Linked DNA regions of Mus musculus: region 1 is linked to region 2. The links are chromatin loops, found by intact Hi-C in ENCODE. Cell type or tissue: heart. All regions are shown on one strand. Links, peaks and the distances in the headings refer to the core of each region. The heading gives the core; the rest is flanking DNA. Region 1 overlaps Sp2 (Sp2 transcription factor). Region 2 overlaps Gm11523 (a long non-coding RNA gene).

Region 1 (2,909 bases), core at 102-2,601, 97 kb before region 2:
TATAGTTCTGTTTCTGCCTGAGCTCTGTCCTCATAGACTCCTGACTTGGGGTCAGTTCCTGAGCTTCTGTCCCTTGAGTCTTCCCCATCTCTCTGTTTCCTGGAATTTGCTTTCTTAATGTCTAAGATACCAGCCTGACTTCCCAGTTGCTTTGCCTTAGTGATTTATGACTCTTACCATGGCAGAGTCTTCACCCAGAGCTCTTAGGGCTTCATTTTCCTTTCTTTCTTCTTTTTCTTTCTTTTTTTGTTTGTTTGTTTTTTGTTTTTTGGATTTTTTTTAATGGGCTCACTATGTAGACCAGGCTGGCTTCAAACTCCTAGAGATCCAGTTTCCCCTGCCTCCCATGTGCTGAGATTAAAGGCGTGTGCCACCACATCCAGCCTCTTGCTTGCCCTTTATTTGTTTAAAATGCTATGTGTATGGGTTTTCCCCTGCATGTACGTTTTACACCACTTGCATATGTGCATCCTGCACTGGAGGCTAGAGGAGGCCAGCCCTTGGAACTGGAGATACAGAGGATTGTGATGACCATGTGGGTGCTGGGACTTGAACATGGGTCTTCTGGAAGAATAGCCAGTACTCTTAGTTTCTCTCTTATCAAAAGTAAGCGGCTGGGCCTGGTGGCACACACCTGTAATCCCAGCCCTTGAGAGACTAGTAAACGAGTCCCAGGCCAACCTGGGATATGGTGCAAGATTCCTGTCTCAAATAAAGTAAAATTAAAGTTTAAAAATTATAGGAGGATACAGTGATCCTTTGGTACCCACAGGAGCTCCTGGAGATTCCAGAACCCGTAGATGCTCAAGACTTATATATAATGTATAGAAGTTACCTGTAAGTTGCACATCTGCCGCATACCTTAAGTCATCTGCAGATTATGTAGCACCAACATTTCTTGATGCATGGTTGGTTGAATCTGTGGCTACAGAACCTGTTGATATGGAGGTCAACTATCCAGTTGTGGGGAAATGAGAAGAGAAAAATTCTGCCAGCTATTACTGCATATACACAAAAGTGGAAAGTGTTCATTCTTCCATGTAGTTGTTAGCCCTGCTGAGTCTATGACCTACACAGTCAGATCAGTTGTCCTGGGTAAAGGGGTTAGTCCACTTAAGGCAGCGCTTCTCAGCCTTCCTTACGCAGCAACCCTTTAGTGCAGTCCCTCATGTTGTGGTGACCCCCAAACATAACATTATTTTTTCTGCCACTTCACAGCCATACTTTTGCTACTCTTACGAAGTGTCATGTAAATACTTTTGGAGAGGTTTGCCAAATGGGTCACGACCCATAGGCTGAGAACTGCTGGCTTAAAGGAGTTGCCGTCTTCTGGTTCCTGGAGGCCCTTGTGTCTCTGTGTGAAGGTTGATGAAGGTTGAGCAGACAGACAGCCTTTAGAGTAGGACAGCTATGTCCTGCTGCTCAGGAATGCTGGCCTTGCCTTTCTTCTTTCCCAGACTGGCTTGCATCTAGCTCCCGCTGGATTGAGCTGGTAGCCTGCCTTAGCACAAGCCTAGAGGCTCTGCCCCAATGAAGAGATTCAGATTTAGAGGGCTACCAGTGTCCACCAGGGGGCACTCTGGACTCAGCACAGCCGGACCGACACACGAGTCTCCCAGTTCTCCTCATCTTAGATGGTGTGGGGAGTGTGGTGAAGGCAGGCCTGGCCTGAATCGATGAGTGTAAGCAAAGGAAAAGCTCACCCTGGCAAGCCCGGGGCTGGGATGCTCGAGCGGGGCCTTGCAGGAAAAGCTCTTAACCTGTTGGAAAAGCAGCAACAGAGGCAAAAAAAAAAAAAAAAAAATTAATTTAATTTAAAAAGCGGAGGCAAGGGGCCTTGGGTTCTCCTGTGGTGTGTTTCTTACATCATTCCATCTTTCTCCCAGCAGATCCACAGATGAGCATGGCCGCCACTGCTGCTGTCAGTCCCAGTGACTACCTGCAGCCTGCTGCTGCTACTACCCAGGCAAGTGCACGGTGCTCTCTGAGGGCAGGGCCAGAGCCCGGCGGGTTGATGAAGTGGGTTTTCTGCCTTACTCAGACCCGCTCGCTCTCACTGCAGACACCCAGGGAGATTCACTTGTTCTCATTTCTGAACTAAGACATAGACACCTGTCTAAGATGTCAAAGTTGGGTCAGGCAAAAAGAGTTGTGTTACCCGTGACCTCTGGGGCTGGGGCCATGGCTCTTAGTAAAGTTGCTGCACATGCATGAGTTCTTGAGTTCAATTCCAAGTTCCCGTGTAAACCGCTGGGCTGGGCTTGGTAGTACACACCTATAATCCTGGCATTCGAGAGGCAGACAGAGGGGCTCCACTGGGCTTACTGGCCAACTAGTCTTGCCCAGTCAGTGAGTTTCAGATTCAGTAAGAGACCCTGTCTCAAAAATGACGGCAAAGGAGGTGGAGAGAGCCAGGCGTGGTGGCGCATGTCTTTAATCCCAGCACTCGGGAGGCAGAGGCTGGCGGATTCCTGAGTTCGAGGCCAGCCTGTTCTACAAAGTGAGTTCCAGGGCTACACAGAGAAACCCTGTCTTGAAAAGCCAAAAAGAAAAAAAGAGGTAGAGAGGTGCTCAGTGGCTTAAGAGCGCTGGCTGCTCCTCCAGAGGCCTGGGTTTGATATGATAGCTCATACTCCAGGATCAAGTGATCTGACACCCTCTCTGGCCTCTGAAAGCACCAAGTACAAGTACTTGAGTAAGGCATAGACATACATGTGGGAAAAACACCCACATACATTAAATAAATAACAATTTAATAAACAAGGGAGAGTCAAAGAGTGAGACTTCATTAACATATCTGGCCTCTACCTACTCCACCTATGCTGATTCGGCTATACCCACACACCCTCCACATGAACACATACATGTATATAATACACACTCCAGAACAAAACCAGAAACCTTTTACC
Region 2 (2,909 bases), core at 265-2,764:
GGCCAGCCTGGTCTACATACCCAGTATGTACCCTCATCTTGACGGTCTTAGGATTGTCTATACAGGGAATTAAACTGTGACTTCATGCATGCTCATAAGCGCTCTACCAGTGAGCACATCCCTCATTTCTCTCTGAAAAGGAAAATGAAAAAATATAAATTGCCAGGCAGTGGTGGCACACACCTTTAATCCCAGCACTTGGGAGGCAGAGACAGGCTGATTTCTGAGTTTGAGGCCAGCCTGGTCTACAGAGTGAGTTCCAGGACAGCCAGGGCTACACAGAGAAACCCTGTCTCAAAAAAACAAAAAAACAGACAAGCAAAAGAAAGAAAAGAAAAATATAAATTGCTATTTTTTTTAATTTAGGAATTCTGCTATCATTTTAAATGCCTAGGATGTCACTCATTGTCGAGGATAAATGACTTATGAATTGTAGGTTCTAATGCATAAATAAATAAATAAATAAATGAATAAATAAATAAGGCAAGCAAGGGCTGGAAAGATGGCTCAGCAGTTAAGAGCACTGACTGCTCTTCCAGAGGTCCTGAGTTCAATTCCCAGCAACCACATGGTGGCTCACAACCATCTGTAATGGGATCCAATACCCTCTTCTGGTGTGTCTGAAGACAGCTACAGTGTACTTGTATACATAAATACATCTTTTTATACTTATTAATACTACTACTATTACTATTATTATTATTGGGTTTGGTTTTTTTGTTTTTTGTTGTTGTTGTTGTTTTTTTTTTTTTTTTTTTTTTTTTGAGACAGGGTTTCTCTGTATAGTCCTGGCTGTCCTGTCTCACTCTGTAGACCAGGCTGGCCTCAAACTCAGAAATCCTCCTGCCTCTGCCTCTCGAGTGCTGGGATTAAAGGCGTGCGCCACCACTGCCCGGCATAAATCTTTTAAAAAAGAAAGAAAAGAAAAAACTGCTAGTATATTGCTGTAATCATCAGCACTGGGGAAGTGAGGACAGGGGGATTGTGAGTTCAAGACCAGCTTGGGCTACATAGAGAGATTCTGTCTCAAAAATCAAGTGAGAGAGAGGTGGTGACCGGGCACACCATCATTCCTGCGCAGGCTCTGTTCCTTGTTAGCTGTGTAGCATCGGATGGGTCAGAGTTCAGGCTTCACGTTCATCTCCTGAGGGCCCCAGGCTTGTTCTCCCGGCGTCACTAAAGCACCTTTTCTGCCTTGCAGTATAAACTTTATCGAGCGTGGGAATTCCTTGGCTACTGCTCCAGCCTGGCGCTCAAGAGGAGTGGGATCGCCAGAGCTGGAGGGGAAGGTCTGGTTTTCTTGAGTTCTTTCTATCAGGCCGTTTGTTCTGCACACAGCTGTGCTGGGTTCTGTCTTAGTGTAAGACCCCTGTGGTATTTACCTGGGGCTTCTAGGCTATCTCTAGGAATGGGTTCCAATGCTCAGCCCCTGCCCAGAGAAAGGTCCTTCAGGACTGGTCCCTTAGACCAGATGCTTGATCACAGCCTGGCTATGGAGGCTGTAAATGGCGCTTGTCTTATAGCGCCACCTTCTGGGCAAACCTGAGGGCCTCAGTTTTTTGACTTTCATTCCTGGAACACTAAGACGGGTGAGATTTGGAGCGAGATGGCACTATTGTTGCTGTGTTGTTGTTGTTATTACTATTACTATTAATTACTATTACTATTACTATTACTATTACTATTACTATTACTATTACTATTACTATTACTATTACTATTACTATTACTATTACTATTACTATTACTATCATCATCTTTACTAGTGTGTGCACACTCATTCATGAAGATGTCATGGCATCCATATGGAGATCAGAGGACAATTTTCGAAAGTCAGCTCTACCCTTCGTCTGTGGGTTCTGAACATGGAACTCATGTCATAAAGCCTACTCCACAAGCCCTTCCATTCACTGAGTCATTTCGCAGGCCCACGGAGACAGTTTGCGATTTCTGGTTTTTGCACTGTCTACTTCTCCAAGTTCCAAATTCTTAGATTTCCCTACCATCTTCTGGAAGGCATCCAGCCACAGGGAGTAACCTCAGAGTGGTGCGAATGGGTGGTCCTCCACCTCAGGGAGGTTGAGAAACAGTTGTGGCAAGTCTCTACTAATCAATTGCCTACCCCATGCGTTCTCCACACACCCACCAAGGCTCCCTCACGTTCACTAAGAGGCTGCTGTCTGGAAGGAAGCAGGAGCATCCTTTTGGGGATGTCTAGAGAATTTTCTATGCTGGGGGTGTACAAAAAGCCTCATATGTGCTAAGCAGGCTTCAGCCCCAAGCCCTCATACTTTCTTCTTCTTCTTCTTCTTCTTCTTCTTCTTCTTCTTCTTCTTCTTCTTCTTCTTCTTCTTCTTCTTCTTCTCCTCCTCCTCCTCCTCCTCCTCCTCCTCCTCCTCCTCCTCCTCTTCCTCTTCTTCTTCTTCAAGACAGGGCTTCTCTGTATAGACCTGGCTGTCCTGGAACTCACTTTGTAGACCAGGCTGGCCTTGAACTCAGAAATACACCTGCCTCTGCCTCCCAAGTTTTGGGATCAAAGGCATGCGCCACCACGCCCGGCTCCTACCTCTACTTCTTAAGTGCTGGAGTTAAAAAAAAAGTACTATACCACATCAGGTTTGTGGTGTCTTGGATAAAGCAAGAAGTGGTGTTAAAGCATGGCTATGTATGAGGATATCTATATCTAATATCTATATCTAATATCTAATAAATACATGTTAAAGCATGGACTTAAAAGGAGTGACCTCTAATGTGTGTAAAGTCACCTGACTAGAGATGAAGATGAACCGGCAGAGTGCTGGCTGGTTCGGGCATGCGCAAATCCCCAGGTTCAATCCTTACCCCTGAGTAAACAGGGCATGCTCACACCTAGAATTCCAGTACTTGGGAAGTGGACACAAAGGATCAGA

Evidence for each region. A loop is a pair of places that touch in the nucleus more often than their neighbours do. Peaks named below come from ENCODE experiments on the same cell type or tissue, not always from the same donor. Only the 100,000 strongest peaks of a DNase experiment are listed, where the experiment ranks them.
Region 1: it touches region 2 in a loop (4-fold over the local background); 16 of 42 quality-filtered maps call a loop at or near these places.

Annotation. Positions count from the first base shown.
Region 1 is chr11:96,962,422-96,965,330 of GRCm38, reverse strand. Sp2 (Sp2 transcription factor) reads left to right here. Exons shown (of 7, transcript NM_001080964.2): 2 at 1,890-1,966. D030028A08Rik (RIKEN cDNA D030028A08 gene) reads right to left here. Exons shown (of 6, transcript NR_003293.3): 6 at 271-1,760. Among named protein-coding and RNA genes, the nearest start is that of Sp2, 14 kb to the left of the region's middle. In heart, for the core only: a CTCF peak has its summit at 1,565 (motif pointing right); a DNase peak (open chromatin) is centred at 1,590; H3K27ac peaks cover 515 bases.
Region 2 is chr11:96,865,939-96,868,847 of GRCm38, reverse strand. The region is part of intron 2 of Gm11523 (a long non-coding RNA gene); the gene reads left to right. Among named protein-coding and RNA genes, the nearest start is that of Gm11523, 13 kb to the left of the region's middle. In heart, for the core only: a CTCF peak has its summit at 1,524 (motif pointing left); a DNase peak (open chromatin) is centred at 1,487; H3K27me3 peaks cover 374 bases.